6 separate regions of the Mus musculus genome follow, and all the other regions are linked to region 5. A link is a loop called in an ENCODE intact Hi-C map of the cell type or tissue named here. Cell type or tissue: heart. All regions are shown on one strand. Region 1 has its middle 120 kb from the start of Gm44689. Region 2 overlaps Mctp2 (multiple C2 domains, transmembrane 2). Region 3 holds the start of B130024G19Rik (RIKEN cDNA B130024G19 gene). Region 4 has its middle 42 kb from the start of 4930441H08Rik. Region 5 holds the start of Gm36260 (a long non-coding RNA gene). Region 6 overlaps Gm44689 (a long non-coding RNA gene).

Evidence for each region. Peaks named below come from ENCODE experiments on the same cell type or tissue, not always from the same donor. Only the 100,000 strongest peaks of a DNase experiment are listed, where the experiment ranks them.
Region 1: it touches region 5 in a loop (3-fold over the local background); 6 of 42 quality-filtered maps call a loop at or near these places.
Region 2: it touches region 5 in a loop (3-fold over the local background); 3 of 42 quality-filtered maps call a loop at or near these places.
Region 3: a loop joins it to region 5, with 2.8 times the contacts of the local background. A loop is called at or near these places in 7 of 42 quality-filtered maps.
Region 4: a loop joins it to region 5, with 5 times the contacts of the local background. A loop is called at or near these places in 18 of 42 quality-filtered maps.
Region 6: it touches region 5 in a loop (2.8-fold over the local background); 3 of 42 quality-filtered maps call a loop at or near these places.

The regions. Positions count from the first base shown.
Region 1 is chr7:71,580,008-71,584,007 of GRCm38, forward strand. No RefSeq gene overlaps it. Among named protein-coding and RNA genes, the nearest start is that of Gm44689, 120 kb to the right of the region's middle. In heart, a CTCF peak has its summit at 1,998 (motif pointing left); DNase peaks (open chromatin) are centred at 1,974 and 3,934; H3K27ac peaks cover 124 bases.
Region 2 is chr7:72,164,603-72,168,602 of GRCm38, forward strand. Mctp2 (multiple C2 domains, transmembrane 2) reads right to left here. Exons shown (of 23, transcript NM_001024703.1): 15 at 8-109. Among named protein-coding and RNA genes, the nearest start is that of Gm36696, 56 kb to the left of the region's middle. In heart, no CTCF peak of the experiment used is centred here; a DNase peak (open chromatin) is centred at 1,649.
Region 3 is chr7:70,363,302-70,367,301 of GRCm38, forward strand. It overlaps B130024G19Rik (RIKEN cDNA B130024G19 gene), which reads left to right and starts at 2,082. Exons shown (of 11, transcript NR_045850.1): 1 at 2,082-2,190. It also overlaps a transcript of Nr2f2 not described here. In heart, a CTCF peak has its summit at 1,726 (motif pointing left); DNase peaks (open chromatin) are centred at 1,720 and 2,260; H3K4me3 peaks cover 3,562 bases; H3K27ac peaks cover 3,492 bases; H3K27me3 peaks cover 1,291 bases.
Region 4 is chr7:71,865,243-71,869,242 of GRCm38, forward strand. No RefSeq gene overlaps it. Among named protein-coding and RNA genes, the nearest start is that of 4930441H08Rik, 42 kb to the right of the region's middle. In heart, a CTCF peak has its summit at 2,067 (motif pointing left); no DNase peak of the experiment used is centred here.
Region 5 is chr7:71,377,130-71,381,129 of GRCm38, forward strand. It overlaps Gm29328 (a long non-coding RNA gene), which reads left to right. Exons shown (of 3, transcript XR_001778177.1): 2 at 111-294; 3 at 2,525-2,756. Gm36260 (a long non-coding RNA gene) reads right to left here and starts at 2,691. Exons shown (of 4, transcript XR_882213.2): 1 at 2,337-2,691; 2 at 274-354. In heart, a CTCF peak has its summit at 2,117 (motif pointing right); no DNase peak of the experiment used is centred here; H3K4me3 peaks cover 588 bases; H3K27ac peaks cover 3,159 bases.
Region 6 is chr7:71,701,983-71,705,982 of GRCm38, forward strand. It overlaps Gm44689 (a long non-coding RNA gene), which reads right to left. Exons shown (of 4, transcript XR_003946799.1): 1 at 3,988-4,000; 2 at 140-536. Among named protein-coding and RNA genes, the nearest start is that of Gm44689, 2.1 kb to the right of the region's middle. In heart, a CTCF peak has its summit at 2,494; DNase peaks (open chromatin) are centred at 2,879 and 3,719; H3K4me3 peaks cover 806 bases; H3K27ac peaks cover 1,158 bases.

The sequences.
Region 1 (4,000 bases), 200 kb after region 5:
TTACCTGGAAAATTCATCCTTCACCATCCACAACCTGATAAAAGGCCTGGGAAGCAAAGCTCAGGGCACTGAGGTTGCAGAAGCTGCACAGCACAGGAACAGTTATTTAAAGTGAAGCAAGTAGGGAGAATTGTAGTTAGAATTCAACTGTGCTAGAGACTTACGTACATTTTTTTTCTATAAAGACTGTTATATGTTATAATGAGGCACAATTGGGTATAATTGCAGGGGTGTCCCATGTGGGGAATCATGCCATAGCACAAGACCAGTATAAAGATTTATTTTGGGGAAGAGAAAAGGGTGGAGGCAGAGAGAGGGTGAGGAAGACAGGAAGACAAGAAGAAAGACAGGAAGAGAGGAAGAGATGAGCCAGGAACATGTAGGGAGAGAGACAGAGACAGAGACAGAGAGACAGACAGAGAGAGAGAGAGAGAGAGAGAGAGAGAGAGAGAGAGAGAGAGAGAGAGGTCTTCTTATATGCCTGGCTCAATGCTAGCAAGCAGCAGTGCAAGCTCTTGCAAGGTAACTATTGGGCAGAGCCTAGTGAATTGTCTGTAAGTGAAAACAGTCTATAAATTATTAAAGCTGTACATTTATGTATACATCTTTCTATTGCTGCTTCAAAAGTTGCTAGGGCTCCATTTGTCTCAGCCCCTCCCTTACTTTCTACACTCTCTATCTCTCTGCCTTCTCCCTTTAGCACATACATACACCCCTACAAAGTTAATTATTATTTTTTACTAAAGTTCCTTTTAATTCCCAATGTGTAAGCTTTTATCTATTGTCATAATCAAAGAAAAAAAATTCTTATAACTGTTATAATTATTTAGTCATCACTTCTTCTTAGTTGGAAAGATCTGGTCAAAGTTGATCCTGATTTAGAGAGTCATCAATTTCCTCCTAAATATCAAGGGTTTTCAAAATATAATTATTTCAGCAAGCATTTAATAGATGCACCGCCATGAGCCAACAAAGACTATCACCAGAGATGAGAACGGGTTGAGGAAGGTTGAATGGTGGGCATGCCTCTGTCAAGAACTGGCTTGTCACCTCTAAGACCCATGTCAACTTTGGAGGGGTATATAAGTTCAATTAAATAGGTTATAAAAATTGATTCTAAGCTCAGTGTTTGAAAATAAAATTTCAAAATAAAGTCTAAAAAATGGAATAAGTACATTTGTCTACATTAAAACTTTGATCTTCTGTCCTTCCAAGCCAAAGATTTTAGATGTCTGTCTACATTTTCAAATTAAAATGTGGCATGACATATGACCAAAATCAAAGCAAGGAACAGAAATAAAAGCAGAACTATCTTTTAAAGTCAGGATCTATTCCCTATGGGTATTTTTTATTCTTGGTGTGAGCATGATTTTAACATTAAAAAACAGCTCCATCACTCTCTTTTTAATCTTGTGCTATATTCCCCTTCTCAAATTCAATGTTTGGCAAGAGCAGAGCACAAAATAAGTAAATGTGGTGGAGGGGAGAAAGAAAGACAGACAGACAGATAGAAATAAAAGAAGGGAAAGAAAGAAAAAAAGAAAAAAGAAAGAGAGAGAGAAAGAAAGATGCTGTTTCTCAATGTCCAATGTCTACTGTTGCTGTAAAATAATTATAAGAAGATTTTGTTTTCACTGCAGGATTATGGTGGTAGTGTGCTTATGCCATTTTCTGAAGGACTCAGATAAAATGGGGACATTCATTATTTAAGTGGACATACACACACCTTCTCCAGGAACTAACTGACACATCATCTGATAATCAAAGTTCTCTCTTGTTTTCAAATATGTGGATTCTCTCAAGTGCAAAGTTTTATTTCTGAGTACTTCCTAATTTGATCCAGGGGAAACTATTAGTCATGCTAAAGCAACTCCCATTGGATCTTCGGCTGCATTACACTAAATTCCAGATAATTCTTTAAATAGGCACACTGCTGGCCTCTCTTGCTCCCAAGGAGCTATTTTTAACATCATGTGACTTTGCTGCCCTCCTGTGGCTGCTCCTTAGGGTTCCCCGACCTTGCTTTAGGTCTGTGGGTTCCAGTGACCCTTTCCATAGGCCATCCACACTCCAGTACTGACTATTCCTTGCCATTCATGCACCATTTACCTTCATGTGCCGGCAACAGGTGGATGGAGTGAACAAATATTCTACTAAAACATTTTAAGCATCCTTCTTCAAGTTGGTTCAGTGACACAGGAAGAACCATACCAATTTCCTAATTCAGGTAAATATATTCCCATTGGCTTTCCCATTTCTTTGATTGTTAGAGGGAGCATCTTCTGCTGTTCTCCTACATAGCTTTTTGAATCAGGCAATCTCTACAATTACCTTCTCATCTGAGCCACTGAACATCAAAATAGCCATAGGCAACATTTAACTGAATCAATATAGATGTGTGTTCTAATAAAGTTTTCTCAAACTATAAAATCGTGGGCTACTGTGGATGCTACTTTACCCCTATAGACCATGCGTTATCGCTTCTTGATCCCTAGTTATTTCCCATTATATTAAATGTTAAAAGAATTTTTCTTGATAAGTTAATTGATAATACATTAATGAATTAATGAAGCCCATTTAAAATCAAATACATTATTTTTGAAACTTCCCTTCTATGATTGAATTTGTAGAAATTCTGGCATGTTCTAGTTCAATCTTTTACGTTGTGTTCTCTACATTGGCATATGGAATCTCTGGGTGATTTTTTTCAATTATCAAGCAAGTAATCCATTACAACCCATCTTCACCCATCAGTTTGCAAGGACTCCCTTCTTCCCATTGTAGCATGGCTACTCCTCTTCAGGAATACAGTGTCTATTATTCTTTCTTCAATCGTTGCCAAACTGACACAGCTGTGAGCATCTTTGACCTGCCACTCTCTTTCCTAATTATCTCTAACCTGTCATAAGTTTGGCTTCTTAGAGACATTTCCTTAATATCAGTCTCTTCAAGTGTATTTTTCTGTGCTTGTTTATGTATCCTCACCATTGGGTAAATAATTTCTCAACTGAACTTCCTCTCATGTTGAACTGACATTTTCTTGTACTCAGTCTAGTGGCTTCTTGATAATAAAGTCTGTGCTTCTTATCTCCCATAGCTAGCCTCACCTGACCTCCCCATGCCCAGCTTCTCCGGGTTCCAATTTGACCATGTAATTTTTATGAAAGCCTTTCTTCATAGGGCTGTAAAAGACAGTCTTCCTTCCTCAGATAATTACCCCGGTGTCTATCCTTTCCTTAATCTACCCATACTTCCCTTAGTCATGTTTATCCAACTATAGACTCAGTCGCCAGACAATGGCTCAACCCCAAACACCATTATTATTGTATTCTGTGTCCTCCTGGACCAGTGCCCACTCCATTCTATATTCATCCTTTCATATTCTAGGTTTCTCTCGTTAAACTCTAACTCCCTAAGCAAAGGAATGCCTTAGTCTTCTTCATGTTTCTAGTACCACATATTTGACTTTGAAGGCTATGAGTAAAGATTGAATTAAAACCTGGACAAAAAAGTGAATAAACATAATAATGAATTTACTCATTGATGAGCAAAATATTCTGTGCTCCTCTTAATGTTGGCCTTGGCATAAGAAAACAGTTTCCCAAAAGAACATTCTGTCCTTCAAACTCTACTGAGTGTATTTGTACTGAACTACTTTCTAAACCTCCTCTGTGTTAAAACAAAACAAAATGACCAGTCCTATTGGATGCTTTGAACTTCAATTAAATAGCAGCTTCCTCTACTGGTGGCAGTCTAAGTTTGAACCACGTAATCAACTACAATGGCTCATCTCTGCATCTAGTTGGCAAGAACTCAAGTAGAGTGATAGAGATCAGGCTGCCTGATGGCTATAACAGGGCCAAAGCAGAGGTCAGGGCTGGGTCTCTGGCTACACTAACAAACCATTCCCATCCCCACCCAAGGACAAATGCAGCTGGGATTTTATAGCCCAGAAGCTTATGCAGTTCCTCCTTCCAACAAGTCTTTAAAAATGCTGATC
Region 2 (4,000 bases), 790 kb after region 5:
CACTTACCGGATTATATATGAGGTCCAACTCTAAGTAAATAAGCCCTTTAAAAGCTTGCTCTAAGTCTTTATTCTTCAACACATAACAGTTTGGTTGTCCATCTCTAATCTGCGAGGAATAAAAAGCAAAGTATATATTAGTGCTATGATCTGTGTGTTTTCAATAGCAAAACCAAAACAACTAACTTTGACAAAGTTGGAAAGGTATTTAATTTTTTTTTTTTGCCTCTGCAAAAATGGATTTTACAACTCATTTTATATCTTCTGACATGACTTGGTAATTTATTTCCAGTTTTTATAGTGATCTCATTTTTTTTTACCACCATATGGTTACAGGTGAAGAAAATATTACTCAGGCACTAACTAAAAGATTAATCAACTTTTAATTTAGAATGAGATTATAATTGATAAGAAGATAAAGTAACAACCATCAGCTTAAAGTAGTATGTTGAAAGAAACCTAGTGGTACAGATTATGATATGATAACAGGACCCCTCCCCATTCTGGTGACCAAACTTTTCCACATATTCAAATATGATGAACTTTCTCCAAAATTTGTTGCCAATAATTCTAAAAATTGTCAAGTTATGGGGAAAAATGACAGAGTATAATACTGTTATGAATCAGAAAAGACTAGGATAATTAAATATATTTAGTACCATGAACTAGTTCCTGGAAGAGAAAAAATTATATTAATGAAGGACCAGCTAAAATCCAAATGAGGACCCAAGTTTACTTACTCATAACATACTACTATTGGTGACATTCTAGTGCTGGCAAATGCAACACAGTAATGTAAGATGCTAGCATGGGAAGAAAATAGAGAACTCTCTTTTCTTCACACTTTTCCTTTAAGTATAAAATTATTCCCAAAGAAGATTGAAGAATCATAAGGAAATGACTAAAGCAACTAATTTTTATTATATAGCTATCAGTGATTCTCTGGCCCTGAAACAACTCAAATTAATTAAATCAAATCTTAGCTGAGGTTAAGGTCAAGGTCCCAAATAAATCAAGTGACACAACATTACCTACACAACTTTGACAGTACCAAGTCACTCTGACCTCCGTCCTGCATGTCCCAGCACTTCCATGTACTATGCTAGCGACCTGCCATTCCCGGACTGTTTGATATCTAAGCAAACCCTTCCTATGGCAGCTCAGAAAGCCCTTGGCTTCCTTGAAAGGGCGCTATCTAAAGAAATCCTTGTTCTGTCTTCAGATTGAGGGCAGCCATGCTTTTTGTACAGAGCAGTAGTGGTGGACAGGCTGATGGCACTTGTGGCATTTAGAAAACACACTCTACTCTAAAAGAGCCTCAGCACAGCCTGAGCTTGTCCAACATTCTATTGTGACTCTAGTGCTTAATAATTCAAATAACTTGGGAAATTGGAAGGCCAGGAATCTGAGCCATATTTTAAATGACTATTGCTGTCACCACAATCATTCACACAAGTGGTCTTATAAACACTGGTGGAAATGCGTTGAGTAAGTCACGGTGGGGAAACAGCAATTCCACTTTACAAGGGAGAGGTCATCTTCCTTCCCAAAGCACCCCACCTCTCAGATTGAATAGCTTTCATACGGAAAGATGGCTTTCCTGGTCAGCGGCTGAGAGGAAGGGGGTGCCCCATAAAGTCCCGGCTTCCTTCCTCAACGGTGTCCAAACAGGATCCTCGGCTTCCGCTCTGGCACGGAGTCTCACTTAATAAATTGTGGGTGTTAAAGTTGAAAGACATAAAGACAAAAACAGCATGTCAATTTGCCAAGCTGAAGTACTTCCAACTTCAATTTGTTTCTGTCCTCAGTTCTTGTAATGTTAGCTTAAAATTTCCATGATTTCTTAAGGGCGAGGGAAGGTCAACAAAAGAACAAGAAGTGTCCATATAAAATTATTTCGTAGAAGGATTTTTTTTTAATTTGGTAAATGACCATTTCCTGTTACTCAATGTCCCTACCATTGTGTCAGCGAAATTCAGAATCCATGTAGGAACATTGAAGATAGCATCAAAAACAAAGATACAATGTAACATTTACTACTTTAATAGAAAATTTAATTGGAATACACAAATATTAAATGTTTGAAGATTATAAAATTAAAAACCTCTATTCCTCTTGAACATATATAAATATCACAATCCCTCTCCTGGATCAGGAATTAAATAGGATATTGGTACACATCTAACTCTTCTTTTATTTATTTTTTCTGAAGCTTTATATTCATAAAAAATAGACTTAAAAAAGTATTTAGATTTTGAGGCCCAACAAGCAGCTGACCAAGGCAGATGTAGACACTTACACCCAACCAATGGACTGAAGTCGGAGACGCCTGTGGTTTGAATTAAGGAAAGACTGGAAGAAGCTGAGGAGGAGGGCAACCCCATAGGAAGACCAGCAGTCTCAGCTGACCTGGACCTCCAAGATCTCTCAGACACTAAGCCACCAACCAGACAGCATACACTAGCTGATATGAGACCCCACAACACATATGCAGCAGAGGACTGTCTGGTCTGGCCTCAGTGAGAGAAGATGCATCTAACCCTTGAGAGACTTGAGGCCCCAGGGAGTGGGAAGGCCTGGCAGTGGGGGGGGGGGGGGGGTGGAGATGGTTTGTGTGTGTGGGGGGGGCATCCTCTTGGAGACTGGTGGACAAGAAATGGGATGAGGAGCTGTCGGAGGGTTGACTGGGAATGGAATAATGACTGGACTGTAAAAAAATAAAAGATTAAAGATAATAAAATAAATGTTAAAAAAATACATGAAGTTTATAAGCTTATTTTGTAGCTACCAATGTAATTTCATGGCATTATGTTACATATGCCCCTTTTTATGGGGTTATAGTGTTCAAAATGAAAAGCAGCTAGAGTGCCATCACCATAAATACTGAGACTAAAACAAAAGAGAATGTTCTGGAAAATACTTTCCAGGTCTATTATGAAACTGAACTGCCAACCCTTGAACAGAGGATGAAGATTTGGTGGGAAAAGCTAGGTGCATCTGCCCAGCTCCCGCACGATAGCACTCCATGAATGCTAAGCAAGCACACTGCATATGTAAGGCCACACTCAGGATTTATAGTGACAATTCTGAAGATTATTTTTAATACTAAAATTTAACAATTTTTATACAATAGGAAACTTAAAACACAGCCAAAAGAACATTTAGAGGTGAGAATCTGTCTCTACTATCAAGATAGCCGAAGCTAGAGCTGGAAACCACTCTCAGCTCACCCAGAAGAAACAATCATTGTAAATTCACAACAAAAGGAGATTTTTGCTGATTTGGAGAGTCTTCTGTGCTTACACCTGCTAAGACTACATTTCCACCAAACTAAGGTTCTCGGGGGCCTGGGGGGGGAGAAGGGGGAGGAAAGCCAGCTAATATATTAAACTTCAGTTCTGTAAGATAAAATATTGGAACAGATTTATTATATAATCTTTATATTCAACTGTGTAGGTAAGAAGGAAAATATTAGACCATAATTTAAGACATCCTCACAGGGTAATATAAAAGATATGTAATCTAATTAGGAATATATATTCTATAATTGGGAATAATACTTCTGGAATTATTAGGAACAAATTTCCCCATAGTTTAGAATAGCACCTTTCATGATGAGAAAGAAATGAGCTTTCCTACCTGCCTTCCATTACTTTCTGTCCTGTGAGTTACATGTCATCCATCTGGAGCACTGTAAAAGGTAACTCTTTGGTAATTCTCCAAACAGTTTAAAAGCTCCAGGAAGTCTGTTACTAAGTAATAATTTGAGATTTGGGATCAAAGAAAAATTACTATGAAAATTTATGTTACAAGGCCAGCCTGTAGCTGTCCCTATGAAGGGACGGGGGGCATTGGAGTCCCCTCCTTTCACCTCTGAACTCTGACTCTGCACAGATTGCAGAGAGAGGAAGTCACTTCCTTTAGTTGTATACCCTCTGCTGAGCCCACAGGGCCCCAAGGAAGAGCTCTAAAGACAATCACACAGATGGTGCTGCTTCAT
Region 3 (4,000 bases), 1.0 Mb before region 5:
AAATTTGCTGAGCTACAAGAGGGAAAAGAAGACACCACAAAGAGTAAAACAACAACTTTAGGAAGCATCCTTGGTAGTGCAGAAATTTGGCAGTGTAAATTTTACTTTAGTAAAATGAACTGAACATACAGTTGACATGAGAAAACCACGCTTTCGGGGCAGTTTCTTTTGCACATAGAGACAGAGTGTGAGACAAGGAGGGCAGAAAGATATGGGCAGGCAGACGCTGACTTTTTGGCAAAGAGAAAAAAAAATCCTATTTAAGCTTCACCCTGAAATCTTTCTCAGCCTTCCCTTTCTCCACAGAACTCACATATTGCACTACAGCGGCAGGTGCTGTGATTATTTGAATGTTTTAAGAAATAACAAGCTATAGCAGGTACTAGCCTATCATAAACCTGGTGTGTAATAAGGTGGTCATAGAGTAAAGCTAGGCTGAGCACTTCTGGCTGATTAGAGACACCATATAACTTTCTCCTACAGAGAATAAGAAAGATAGAAAATAAGTCATTTCAGAGAATTGTGGGTCTTTAAAAAAAACTTCTCTGATTTAAGGAATTATTTGATACTGCAAATGTCAGATTAGAGGCAAGCTCAGCATATAGTGAGACTGAGGCTGACACAGGAAATTTAATAGGTAGCCCCATCTCGACTTAATAGATGAGCATAATTGATTATGGAGAAATGTTAATCTTGCCTCTCCAGTGCAGCCATTTCCATGTCAAGATTACTTTTTACACATACACACACACACACACACACACACACACACACACACGAAGAGGTGATTTTTGAGGAGAAGCTTCGTGTGTGTGTTCCTCATTTTTCAAGCTAAAGAAATTATAGACTTCAAATATATATATATATGTATATATATATATATATATATATATATATGTATATATGAATTGTAGAATTACAGCCAGCTAGGCACATAACTACCACAGAGTTAGAGGTGCTTCACTTTGTATTTTAGGACTCATTTAGCTATAGAAATGCTGTTTAGAAAGGGAAGGGAAAAAAATCACCACATGAATTGTAATTAATTTTACTGAGAGAATGAAGAGACAGGACAGCCGAATTGGGGATGGGGAGGAGCAAAAATATTTTTAAATGCCCTTCTTAAAGATGCTCAGCTGTCTTAACTCTAAGATTTAAAAGTCCTAAAATTAAAAGATACAACTCTATATGTTATTATTTTTAAAAACTCAGCCAAGCCCTTTACTGCAAATGTAAATCTATTTTAATGAGAATGGTGGCAAGCTTTATTTGACTGGTCAAAGTTAGGGGAAAACATTTGTCTTAATATGAAAAAAATATATATCCTCAGCTCCCAGGAATATGGTTTCCTTGCAGAAAGTGGTTGGCTAGTCTGTAATTCTTTACAGATTAAATCACAATATGAATACAGACCCCAGCAATTCCGAGTTTAACTCTGAGCTCAGTAGAATCCAGGATCCATTGAATTTCTCCTTTCCCTCAATCTAGTCGTGTGTGTTTTTCTCTTCCACCACACTGGAGCTCCGTGAATAGAGAAGGGGCTTCCATTGTGTCCCTCTGAACTTCCAAGTCAATGCAATTTTTAACCACTGGCTTGTGGTACTTTGAAAATCACCAGGGGCTGTCAGAGTTGGGTCCTCTGAAAAATTTACAGTGCTAAATCAGAGCATATGCTGGGAGGGAAAAAATTGCTTAAGATTGAAGTAAGTGCAGTATCTGTCTGCCCCCTAGTGTAAGAGTCCTTGCTGCCTAAAATCCAACTTTAAAAGAAAAGGAGCCCTTAAAGGGAAACGACTTGGGGCTCACGTAGGCATAGGAGAATGAAACTTCTGTACATTTTAATCTGAATAATTCTTCAGGATTGAAAATTATTTGGTTGTGGCTTGGTTGGACTGTGCTGGGATCTCGCTGCCTCTACGTTTCCGGAGTCTCTAGTGAAGAGATGATTTTTTTTTTTTTTGAAACTGGGTTTATGTGCGTCCCCCTCACCCCTCCTCTCTTTTTTCTTTCTGCCTCTGTCGTCTCTCTCGCTGGCTTTTTTTTTTTTTTTTTAATGAGGAACCGTTCCATGAACATTTTGCACAGAGCACAGAATTGCTTCTAAAGTCAGCCCGGCGCAGTTGCAATAGACAGCAAAAAGGTAAACGTTTGCCTGAAATCCGCACGCCAGCTTCACCACCCCGCCCGATGGTGAGTACCCTTCTCCTTGAGATTCTCCTAGCTTAACAGAGCGCTCTCCTTCCGGAACCGCGGCCGAGGGCGCCAGGCAAGGCTTTGGTCCCTGCCTGCCTGCCTGCTTGCCTGCCTGCATGTCAGCTGCACAAGGTTGCAAAATGAAGCGCAGAGGCAAATCGAACAGGAAATTCTGATACCCAAAGCCAGCCTAGCAGCCCCTTCGCTAGCAAACCTAGACAATCTGCTGCTTGGAAAACCAGGCATATAGGATTGGTTTTCAGTCAGTTCTATGGAAGGAAATGAGTTTGAGAAGACAGGACGAGGAGATGGGAGGCAACCGCAGTCTTTATGCTTCGGTTTAATCATATTTTGGCAGCTTTGCAATTGTATCCCCCCCTTCCACCTCTGCTACCACATACATGTAATAAAATATGGCAACGCACTGAATTGACTGCCCCCACCCTCCCCCAGACCCCTTCAACCACAGTCCGAGGCATTGCATACACGTTAGCAAAGCGATTTTCTGAAAAGCCCCAAGTCATCCCCAACCCCACACAGCACAAGGAGAAAAGTGAGAAAGAAGAGAAAGAGAAAAAAATACAGTAAGCAAACATACCAAAACCATATTTGCCTTGTTCAAGGTCCCAAACCGCTTGCATCTTCCTTCTAAACTGGAATAACTCTCCTTTAGTTTGGCGGGTGAAATAAATGCTTTGTTGGCCCCCTGAAAAGATGTGTCTTTGATAATTAAAGAGACTCTCCTCCTCGGTGTTTATCTAAGCGATTGTGCAAACTGATAAAAAAGTAGGCATTAGTCTGCAGGGAAAAAGAAAGGTGAAAGAAGAGATCTTCCACCTCAAGGAACTGCTTCCCTGTGTACCAGGCGCTCTCAGCCGTTGGAAAAGCCTGCACACTAACTTTAGAGAGAGAGAGACAGCTTCAGGGAGCTTTGTACATAGCTGCTGAGGAATGCAAGCCTCGCCTTTAAGAAAAAAAAACCCCAAACCGTAGGTAGGAGCTGTCTGGAGTGATCCTTGTCTCTCATCTGATGCCTTAGAAGGAAGAGTGCGTTGTTACACCTTGTTTGGGGCTGGAAAGAGGAGACTTTAAAAACACCCTTCCAATTGAAAAAAAAAAAAAAATCTCCCAACTTAATGAGTTTAGTCGGAGGCTGGAGCAACCCGGCTCAGTCTTAGCAGAAAACCGAAAACAACTATAGGCAATATTGCAAAGCAGGACAACCCCGAGGCACAGCCAAATTCCACCATTTGGGGTTGAGAGGGATGGAAGCTAATCCTAAAGCAAGTTGGGGGGGAAAAACCAGAGGGGGGGGGGAGCTGCAGCCTAAGACTGGCAGACACGGTCCTCTCACCCTGGATCAAAGATAGAACTTGAAACAGGAGGCCAACATTTTTTCCTAGGAATCAATTGGAATCCTCATTTTCTACTTTTAACTCAAGTCCCCCCTCCCCAATGATTTTTCTTCCTCTCCCCTGTGGATTAGTGCCTCCCTCCCCTTTCTACTGTCCATTCTAGAACTTTCCTGAAGAGGAAATCTATTTCTTTTGGGAGGAGGGGTTCCCCTATTTCATGCCTTTAAATAATGAATACTTAATTCACCCCTCCCCTTATCAATTCCCCCAAACGAGTAAAAGAAGCAGAGATACAATAACTGGCAAAACTTGAGAGCAGACTGAGCTGTCTCTTGCAGTTTAGTACAGTTTGAACTAATGGATTTTTGTTGTTGTTGTTGTTTTGTTTTGTTTTAAGAGGAGAAGAATGGGGAAACATGAATCTTTTATTTTAGGAAACTGTTATGGTAAGA
Region 4 (4,000 bases), 490 kb after region 5:
ACTGACTGGAACGTTCATTAAAGTTTCCAGGGTTAAAGCCTGTAAAAGAAGAAGACACTGCACCACGCATGCAGTTTGATCAGAATTCCAAAATCTACATGCAGATGGAAATGGTCAGTGAGATCCACACTCGGTCCCTTTCTCTGCCCTCTGCACCCTCTCCTTCCCTCTGTACAATCTTACAGATCTTTGAGTGATTAGAGGCGCCCAGAAGAGAATGGCCAATGGTACTCTGTGGTTTCAATGTAGTCTGAAGATTAAACCCCTATGAAAATGATGTCTCTTCTCCACTCGCCTGCCCCCTCCCCTCTAGAAGCAGCTGCTTTTCACATTTAAATGTAGCAGGGGTAACAAGAGCCTCTTTTATCAGCTAGACCTATTCATAAGGCATTAAAATACATGCAGTTTCTTAATCCCTGGTGCAGCTCTAAGGGGCCTCAGCTTTGTGCTGAAATAGCACGTATCTTTTAAAAGTAACCGATGGAAATCATCTTCCCCACCAAACCAGTCTGTTAAAAGCAGCTCTCCCCAAGGTCTCCGCAGAGCACAAATGGAGTCCAGTCTTAGTGTGTGTCCAGCTTTCTTCTCCCCTGTAAAAGCGCTCCAGAAACAATGCCCAAGTTTGTTTATAAGCAGCCGCAGCCACTCAGCAAGATGTATCTTTCTTCTTTTATCCCACCCCCTGCCCCCAACATCCAGATCTCATACCCATCTTCAAGGCAGCGCAACTTGGCAATGTGCAGTGCCCCTTCTGGGAACAGCACTGCTACAGGAGCCAATCTGAACTTGCTGAGCAAGGTCACTTTCAGAGGCAGATCTTTCTGACCGCTCAGTCTTCAGGCACGGTGGGCACGGGTAAAAAAACAGGGTCAGGTAGAAAATCACTCGGATTCCTCCTTAATCCACGGGCCTCCGGAGCAGCTTAGGGAGGGACAGCAATGCCTTAGCCACCAAGAAAGCTGTCTTTTAGGCAGGTAGAAATCCACAGAACCTTGTGATATGTACATACACATAAATGTACATGTGATATATTCTACATGTATGGACATTTTTGTTTGCAACAGATAGCTCTGTTTCCTTAAATAAGCTTCTAAAAATAGCATAAGGCACAGTGTTAATACAAAGAACATATTTAAAATACATACATGCATACGCAAAACTGGTCTGAATTATACTTAATTCTTGTGGTTGTTTTTAACTCCCTAAATGTGCATCTTTCCCACATATTTAAATTAAGGCTGATTTTAAACCTCATTGTAACTCTCCCCCCAACACATATATATACACACATGTGTGTGAGAGTAATATATATATATATATATATATATATATATATGAATATTCTTAAATATTCCAACTTCCATCTAAACACATCTGGCTTTTTGGCTTTCTATTTTTCTATGTGGAGTCGGGCTTTCTAATCCTTGGCTTTATTGCTAATGAAAAAGAGAACATTGATTTTGATTTTCCGTGTTTATTTTTGATTAGAGACTTCTATGGAGGGGCATGGCAGTCTTCTCATAACCTGAGTTCTACCTTTGAAAAAAATATATATATATATATTTCTACTACCAAAATGTATATCTATAATGATGTTAGATTTTAAGTTCCTCCAACTGGTTTTCTATTGTGATCCAATCCATTCCAACTTTCCCCTCCTTCTCTAGCTTATCCCCTCTCTCTTTCATTTGAGGATAAAGTCTGATGAGTGCCCCTGCTTGCACCCACTATTCCTTTCCTTTATACAACATTAGAAGTCAAAGCAGGAGATCTGGCTCCCTTAGCACCCCCTCCTCATTATTAAACAAGGCCTCTGGGAATGAGACTCATCAGCTAGGAACAGGGGGGGACAAACACCTCCACCATCTCACTTCTTTCATGGGACATGTCCCTCTCACAAAGGTTGTAAGGTTTTTAATAAAAGGGAAAAAATCTTCAGGTAATTCTGAGTGCCCTTTAATACCATTAAAGGAAAACTTAATTCCAATCACTGAGATTTATTGAAAATCTTACCCTGGCCTCAGCAGTTGCGCTTGAACCATGGAACTTGACTGCCCTCTACTGGGCTTGAAGGGAATAGGTACAGGCTGGGAGAACCTGAAGAAGACGTTCCTGGGTTGTTTCATCAATAATCATAGGCATAAGCCTAGGAAATTTACACTAATATAGATGTTTCTCATATTCAAAACCAATGTGACTGTATGTAAACAATCTAACTTTCCTCATATCCCAGACTGTAATGCGGTGTGTGTGTGTGTGTATGTTTTCTTTGAAACAGTCATGTCAAATCCAGGTGAAGTAATGAAGTCATGTCAAATCCAGGTGAAGTAATGAAGCAAGCCGAAGTATGAACAAGCATTCATTTCTTCCACTTGGATATTAAGCTGAGTCATTTGCCATGGCTGTTATAGCCTTTTGGAGGAAATGTCTCCCTTTAGCCATACTTAGAGGAGAACATCTAAAACTTTTCTTAAATTGAAGTAAAAGAGCTAAAGGCTCGTGAGATAGCTCAGGGCCAAATGCATGCCTGACAACCAAGTTCCATTCCTGGGGCCTACAGGGTGGAAAGAGAACTACTACAGTTGCTTTCTGACCTTCACCTTTGCATGGTAGCACAAATCCCTACACACCAAACAATGCAATAGATGTAATTTGCAAGGAGATGAAAATCACCATATATGACATCATAATTAAAGGCACCCAGTTTATGCTCGTTGGGAGGAGCATTGGTGAGATGGATTTATATCTGTCCGTTCCTTGTATCTGTCAGTATCAAATGAAGTCATCTTCCGAATTGGTTCCATAAGCAAGAGCTTTGGACTTTCTCCGTCTTCATCATTTTCTGAGAAGTGGTATAAATGAATCCAGGATGATTGATAATTCTGGAGCGAGGATCATTAATGCCAACAGGAAAAAAAATTCACCCTCAATTATAATTGTGATACTACGTCAAACAGATAGAGGAAATCCTAATCCCGAGCTCTATTAAAATGCACTTATTTCAATTTCCAGTTGCTATGTATGTCCTATTAGCAGCCTGACATTTTGAGTAGTACACTAATTCATATGAATTGGGTTTTAAATGAAAGCTTTCAAGTCAAGCTCTATGGAACACTGAGTATAAGATAAGACCAGAATTAGCAAGGGAATGAGGTGTTACTTTCCCTACCAGCCTGCCTTCTTGTCTGAAGGAGCCAAACCCAACTGCTCCAACTTATGCGATGCTTTCATCTCGAGGACTTCACCCACAGGTGAAGCGCCTGTCCACTTCACCCCACTTTTCTTTGGAGGTCATTAGAAGCAGAGGCAGTTCTAAGTCTGCAGTTAACATATTAAATATCAGAGGGGAAATGGGAGCAGTGCTCGAAGGACCTCTCCTAGTGGGGCATTTTGGACAGGTCTATATTCTACAACATCATACAGAGTGGGCTAAGTGGATCTTTACCGAGGTTAGTAACAAGAGAGAAAGCGGCGTGGAGGGGGGTGGGGCGGCTCTGGTATTTCACTTAGCCACCACAGAGGTTGTGGGGACTAGAGCCCCTGGGACTCTGTATTCTAGTGAACGCCTCTCCACCGTAGGTCTTTCTGGATCCTAGGACCTCACACTTGACTCTGCAGGGAAAGCTTGCTGTGCACACACGGAATCAGGACGTGAACACGGCAAGTCTTCTGCAGAGGTGAGGTGCCTGACATATGCCGCATGAGTCCCTAACAGGGACTCTACCACTTAGGGATCTTATTAAAACCATTTTCCCAACTTCACCTTACTCATCTGTAAAATGAGGAACTTAGAAGCAACGTTTATGTTCCTAAAAACCAAAGGTGCATTTCTGCCGCTAGGTATAAACATACCTGAATCATTTTTAGATTCCACTAAATTCACTAAACTATACCACTAAATTAAGTCTTTAGCTCTCTCTGGGAGCAAACAACAATGAAATATGTGACAAGGAAATCAGAAGAGTTGGGATAACTTTTATATTTTCACCTTTCAGGTACG
Region 5 (4,000 bases):
TCCTTCTGACCTCCTATGAGATTCAAGAAGCTTTAGAGTGGGCTCACACAGAAAAGAATTTTCTCTTCCACTCCTCCTTCTCTTCGTCTCCCTTCCTTTCCAACGTATAGAGAGGATTTCAGAATCTCAACAGAAATGTCAGCAGCATCAGCAACAGAGTAAAGGTGCTTGATAGCAAGACAGCAAAAGAAATCGTGGATGTCGGTTCAGCACCGTGATGCTCGTACCGTCCACTGGAGCAGTTTGAAGAAAGACTTTCATTAACATACTTACACAGCAGTTGGCATGCTTCCGGTAAGAAAGGGCGTAGTATACTGTTTTCCCTCTTTAAGTAAAATGTTTGCAAGGAAACTCCTGTAGAGATAGAGAGATGGATCAATGGGATTAGTGAGTAAAATGCTTACTGAACAAGCATAAAGACCTGAGTTCAAATCCCCAGTACCTATATAAAAACTGATGTGGCAATGGGGGTCTAAAACCTCTAGGGTTGTAGGGACAGAGACAGAAAGATCCAGGCTTAATGGTTGGAGCAGTAAGCTTTGGGGTCACTGGAAAGACCCTGTGTCAAAACAAAGGTGAAGAACAGAACTGAGTACACAGCCATCCATACATGTATGGACCCATACAGATCACACACACACACACACACACACACCACATATAGATGTGCACAAAACCTAAATAAACAATAGCAAGCACTTTCTCTTTAAAAAGAGGACTGTTTTGTTTGTTTGTTTATATCCCAGCCCTAATGTCCTTTCTGGAATTAGGCCTGATGTCCCCGTCATTTCAATGTCAGTCAACATGCCCTCACGAGCCAGGTACTAAAGCTTACAGGGCCAGTCCGAAAAGAGAACAGAGCCAAAGGCTACCCAAATGCAAGCTGGTAGCATAAAGAGCCCAGGGAAACGTGTAGCTGTCACTAGCAATCAAACTGGAGGCCAGAGAAAACTTCTCTTTGTACAAAGAGCTGATCACATGTTGACAGCTGGAATCTACATGGCTCCTTATTCAATAACCTCACGCCTTGCCCGAATTCCAACATCAGCAGCACAATAGTGGCCCAGAAGCAAACTGACACATTCCACATGGTCCAGCTGTCCCATCCCCTCTCTGAGGGCCCCCTCTCCTCCTTCTCTGTCTCCTTTCCACTCACTAAACACATATCCAACCTAAAGGGGACCTACATCGCGGATGTCATTTCCACCTGCCCTTTAATGCTTGGCTGTATGTGGAATTCGACTTCTGTGTGAGAGATGAAAAAACAAACAAACAAACAAACAAAAATAATCAAAAACTCAATACAGGAAATAAACGAATAACAAAACTCACATTCCTTTCAGCTTGCCTGCAAGTGAGGGAAAATATGTAGTATGTGACCAGTGTCTGCCCCAGCACATTCTTGACAGCACACTACAATCCCTTTCTCTATATCAGTGTATGTGGCTTAGTTGATGACCTTTAACACAAGGAGATGTGACCTGTGGCATATCCAGTGCTAATTAGTGCAACTTGCTTATATTGCCTGATGTAATACAAAAACAAAACAAAACAAAACAAAACAAAACAAAACAAAACAAAACAAAAAAGTGTCTTCTGGGAGGAGACACAAAGTTTCCACAATACCCAAGAGCCCACAGCACCTTTTTTGAATACAAGTACATTTTGTTTCTAATTTTGGCAGCACCAACCGATCATACTTGTTTAATATTCCCCATTAAGTCCGTCCAGAATGTTCCCAGGAAGAAAGTTACATTAGGGGCGATGTCTGTTTATAGTATTGTGTACTTTGTTTAACAGAGAAGTGCAGAGTGTTGAGGCTATACAAGGTATGACACAGAGACACAGGAAGCAGTCCCCTCCCCACAGTGCAGACATGCACTGTTTAAAATGCACCCTTGGCCAAGGCAAGAGGGTACACCTCAAGTCTCAACCAGTCAGGAAGCTGAGACAGGTGGATTACAAGATTAAGAGCTCAAGGTTAGTCTGAGAAAATGGCAAGTTCCCATGTCTCGAGGGCAAAAAGAAATATATCCCAGGCAGCATTAAGTATTTAAGCATAACGCTGGAAAACTGAGGTGGCTGAGAAGGGTGTATGACGAGGCAGCCATTATTAATTTCTACCACTAGGGGGCAGAAGGTAGTTCCTTTCCGAACTGACTGCTAGGCAATCAACCATCACATCCTTGTAACATTGAAGGCACTTCAAAAAGACTCAGATGTTTAACTATTGCACTAGTGATCATACATTCATATTGGGCTGCAGGCCAAGAGAGAGGGGGCGGGGGAAATCCAGAGACTTGCAGCTGAAAGGCTATAAAGTAGTGGCTTTTTACCTTAGAGCGGAACCCATCTTCAGTGACAAATTTCAAAGGCCATATGTAGGAGATTTCCATGAAAAGCAGACGACCCCAAATTTCTTTGTTTAACTAGGAGCGATCTTCTTCACAGAACAAGCGGGTTCTCCCCTTCGGTTCTTCTGGTTTATTACGCCGTTAAGGAACTCCCGTTCCTTTCCTTTCAGGTGGCACAATCAGGATTCAAGGCAGAGCGCTTAATGCCAAAGGGTATTTCATTGACACTCTCAGCACCAGAATCTTCAAGGACTTCACCCCAGGCACAACGATACTGAAGCAAATGAACGTTTAGAGTGTTCTGATAAAGAACGATGGGTTTTTGTTGTTGTTGTTGTTTTGTTTTGTGTTTTTGTTTTGTTTTGTTTTTCCTTTTAAATTAAACTCTCCAACTCAACTGCCTTTCTTCAGTAACAACTCAGTGTTCCCAATGCAATTTTCCAACTGGAGACATCATGATTTTTTTTCTTCCCCCACGTACTTAAAACACTAAAAGGGATGAGTCATTAGAATTGTGGAGATTATTTCTAACAAAAATAGTTTTGGCTCATGGGACCTCTTTAGAATGTTTACTGTGTAGGCTTGATAGCTGGATATTCCTGATTGTATTTTACACTGGAGACTCGGATGCTTTGAACATACTTCAGAACGTGCTAAACAATGAGAAACATGTTTTTTAAGAATCCATAGCAGACAGTCTGGGGGCTATGGGCAGGGTCTTTGCTAGGCAATCAGGGAATTTATAAATTCAAATAATGTTTAATTTTTATTTTTTTAGAATGAAGTTGGGTTTTTTTATTTTTTATTTTTTTTTTTAGCTCAATTCATTTTTTTTTCCTTCTTTGAAGAAGACTGTGATCCCAGGAAAAGCAAGCAAGGACCTCTGTGAAGTGCTGGGTTTGGCACGTTCCCTGCCCCCACCCTTCTGGGAGCACAGGCCTCTTTTGTAAATAGAGATAGTCAGAAAGGAGACGCACCTCTTCTGCACCAGGAGTGTTACTTGATACGTACCAATATTTCCTGACAGCGCAACAAAGCAAAATCTCAGGCCTTATGGTATCCTTAGACGGCTAAATATTGTTTGCTTAAGTCAGCTTGCCCCAAACCTTTTATGCAGCCTGACAGTTGATTGGGACAAGTCCCACTAACTTTCTTAAACTGTGCAGTCATCCGTTTGGCGGCCGGCTCCGGGGGTTCCACACGAAATCCTCTTTAGATAAATTCATACCGGCGCAGGGCGATTAGTCTTACAGCCTGCTTGATTCTCTCCTCTTTAAAGACGACACTTTCATGAGCAGTGTGGGGTTGAGGTTGTCGCCTATTAACTGTCTCTTTTGCCTTGCCTGAAAAGCTCAAAACTGGTGGAGAAGATGCAAACAGTGACAAAAAGGGGAGGGGGATGAAAAAATAGAGAAAGAAAGACAAGTAAAAAAGAAAGACAAGGAAAGGAAAGAAGAGAAAAGAAAAGAAAAGAAGCAAGAAACAAGAAAGCACCTTTTTTTCTTTTTGCTGACTCCAAAGATGACAGGTTGAAGTTGACAACCTAATCCTTCAGGCTTGTCTTACTTACTGAAGGCTCAACTAATGTCAAAGGAGGCATCTGATAGCCGTCTTCATGCCAAACCTAACAGCTCTATTGCAACAAG
Region 6 (4,000 bases), 320 kb after region 5:
CAGAGAAATGGGGGAAAGAGGGAGGAGAAAGTAGAAGAGAGGGGAAGAGGGAGAAGTAGAGAGAGGGGAGAGAGAGAGAGAGAGAGAGAGAGAGAGAGAGAGAGAGAGAGAAACACAAAAATAAACATGACTAACTCACATAGAAGCCTGCTCCTCTCCTGGTGAGCACCATGGGTCAATATTTCTCAGCCACACAGCACAGCATGTAGGAGAGATGAAGAAAGAATTAATGACTTAGACAGCAGCAGATAATATTTTGGAGATATATTATCATATCACATCATGCAGCACACTCTTATCTCAGATTCAGAGATTAGGGAGACCTTGGTTGGCACAAGACTAAATGATGTGTAGCAGATTTTGGCTGCCTTTCTGATTTCTAGCACGTCACTGCTCCATTGGTGCCCATTTTCTTCTTCTTCTTCTTCTTCTTCTTCTTCTTCTTCTTCTTCTTCTTCTTCTTCTTCTTCTTCTTCTTCTTCTTTCTTCTCCTCCTCCTCCTCCTTCTTTTTTCTTAGATTGTTGAAGTCTTTCTCCTACAGCAAGAACATATATTTTCTCTTGAATGTGCCCTAAAAATTCATATGAAAGCTAAGACATGAGAGTACAACATGAGTCAGGAGACTGACTGCAGTGTGTATGCATAGACAAGGGGGTGGATAGTCAGATAAAAAATAGCATTCCAGCCCATTTTAAATAGAAATGAAGAGTTGTACATGTGTATCAAAAAGATGATGCGTTCTGAGCAAAAAGCGGTCTGCTTACAAATCTTACTAAGAATAGCCATAACAGCCAACGGCCAGATTGTGTATTAAGTGCTTTTTCCTCTGGCTCTGGAGTTCACAGATTCCACACAGTCCTCTGGAGAGCTAACCTATTCAGTGACTTCTGTCAATTTTCAAAAATACAACGTGGGAAAGATGTTTTTTCCAGAAATACTTCAGAGATGAAAGTGCTTTCGGGTCTAATTGCTCATATTAGCAAGGGTTACTGGTGGACGCCTGAAGTGGGCAGATCGGTGAAGAGGTTTCTAGTTTCTCTTTCACCCCACCCAGACTCTTCTGCCCACTCATGGTGATTCCTCAATGCCCGTTTGCCTCTGTTGCTGACAGATGTGTTGATACCTCTTCTTCCTCCCCATCTCTGTCTCTCTTTCCCATCCATCATCAAAAATGAGAGGCCCCAGTTGGAAGCCTCTTCTTTTTTAACCTAAGCCCTACTGCTACCTTAGGTTCCTTAAATGTGTGAAGATGAAGATTCAAAACCTCAGGGGCTTCACTTCCTAACTAATTCCTCTCCAATAACTCCTATAACTATTTGACTCAGTCTTGATCCTGGCCATGTCCTTGTCCAAGCGAGCATCAGTCATATGGCCCCCTAACCATCACTTGTCATCTAGTCTTGGCTGGACCCCCTTCATTCTATGATGCTGTCTCTCTTCTCCTTTACATCTTCTTAGTTATCTTAAGTTGCTCATATTTCCTTGACCAACTACCCTTCTCTTTTCCATCTGGATTTTCCATTTCAATAAATAAAAACTATATATTATAATAAATGAGCTCCTAATATTTAATTTTTACTGGTTATTATCCCCTATCAATTATTCTGAGCCTTAAGTATTCAAGCCACCCATTTCTGGGCCTCCCTGCTACCAAATGTATGAATCTACCTAGGTCCTCACCCCACTTATTCCTGCTTTGTCACATTGAAGGCGACATCTGTCTTCCAACAAAGTTTGTTCCTTTCCCACTCCCCACCTCAGTGTTCTGATGACATCTCAATCACTTCAAGTCACCTCACATCTCATGTGCCCAAGATATAATGCATAACTGCCCCACCTGACCTTTTCTTCCATATTATTGCTCCAAGGGAACTGCTCAGCCAGTAACTGGTGGGGCTACTTTTGTTAAATCCTTTTTCCCTCGCACGCATTCTGTGTACTAACCTCCTTCATGCTCACCTCTTCCATCCTCCTCTTCTATTATCTGTTGCCATCTCTAGTCATCCCCATTACTCTAGTCTAATCTAGATGCCCTCTTTGATCTGATCTGATAAACTAGCTTCTGAATCAGCCAAGGACTCCTTCCACCAAACACGCAGAAGCTGTAGCCACACTAGGGTCCTTTAGTTCTCTCCTAACAGACAGTGTTTCCAACCTCCACACAGCCAACTCTGAAATAATCTTTCCCAAGCCTAGGATGCTCTTGGAAAAACTACTCACATGGTAGCCTTCCTTCTGCAATGCCCCTTTAGCACCGCCATGCACACCGTCTCCTGTAGGCCAGCGCCTTCACTATTTGCATATGGACATCAAGTACTCTTTTCTGACATTCTCTACTAGATTATAAACCATGAGGTTGAGATCTAAGACAATTTTCCAGTTTTGTTTTTGTTTTGTTCTATTCTCCTCAGAATCTTCTACAGTAAGACTTGGTAAGTATTTTTCCAATAAATGACTTCACAGCCCCTCCTAGAGGATGTTTAGAAGCACTGGAACCTCTCTGTAACATTCTGACCTCCCGAGGAAAAGGATTGGTGTCTCCTCCTTACCCGTGCCCTCAGCTGGTCAATGTTCCACAAGGCTCACTATATTTAATTTTGATCACCAGTCCTTAGAACCTCTTCTGGTTAGCCAGAGGGCTCCATCTAATTCTGGCATGAAACAGTCCGGTTTCTTTACAAATCCAGTACCACAAGAGAGCAATTTGGTCCTTATTGACCTCAGGCCAAGGGAGCTAGGGTCATCTTCAGGTGCTAAGAGACACAGGCTGCCTTAACAACAAAGGAAGACTGGATCAACAACCATCCAGAATTCATTCCCCCGGGGGGCACAGGTTGTCAAAAAACACATAAATATGTGCATTCGTGGATTAACTAGGGGAGGCCAACTCTGATGACTCAAAAGATGGAAACTGCAGGTTGACTAATCTGTTGACTCTGAAAGTCTTGGTCCTCAATCTACTTATGCCTTAGACTTGAACACTTGCCACAGACAACACTTAGTTTTTGTATTAGTGACACATTCTCCTTCAATGGGCCAGCCAGAAACCAAAACAATAGGGGAAAGGACAATCTTGCAAACGGCAGGAAGTCATTAGTAAATCCCAGCTCGGAAATTCTAGGTTCCTACTGGACTTTCTAGATAACCAGCCTTGAAGGACCAGGCTAAAGAAACTCCTTTTATTGCAATGCTTGACTTAAAACTACAGTCAAATCCATGGCAATTCAGATGTGGAGTCATGTGGAAGATGGTTTCATTTGGGACCCTGGAATTAGCAGGAGTAGACCTAGCCTGTTCTACTGAAGTTTGTTTTTTGTTTTGTTTTGTTTTTTGTTGGTTTTTCTTCTCATGTGGAAAACAGGAGTGAAACATCACTCCGTTCTCAGCATGGTGGTCAGAGGAAGTCATCCATGTGGAGCTCTCAGACAAAGACAGCTCTGAAATCACAAGGTCGCTCAGAATGTCACCTGCCCAGCGCAGCCAGCGCAGGCAGGCATCTCAGGGAAGGTCGGGCAGGATGCGCTAGCTCGCCCTGGGCGCGTGTGGCCGCGCGCAGCGAACAATGGGCGGGGAGCGGGGGTTGCGCCGCCGGCGCCCGCTTTCCGGACTCTTGGCCGCACACATCCCGCCTTTGTTTCCCCGCCGGGCCGCGCGTGTCGCCGACGCGCCATCCCACCAAGCGTTTCCGGCCGTCCGCGCCGCGCCCCAGGCCGTGAGGTCGCCTGGAGGAAGCGGCGGGCGGCGGGGCGGCAGTCCGGACCGAGGGAGAGCCACCGCCCGCTGTGCTCTGGGGAGGCCTGTGAGCAGCGATAAGGATGGGGAGCCATTGTCTGCAAGCGGCCCTGCGGGCGAGGACCGCAGGCATTACCGCCCACACTGATCGCCAACCTCCGCTTACCGGGGACTCCACCTAATCACTCCACCTGGCCCACACTGGACTAGTTCTGGTCACACCCAGCTGTCCATAACCAGATCACCGTACACACCTGACAACTGGGC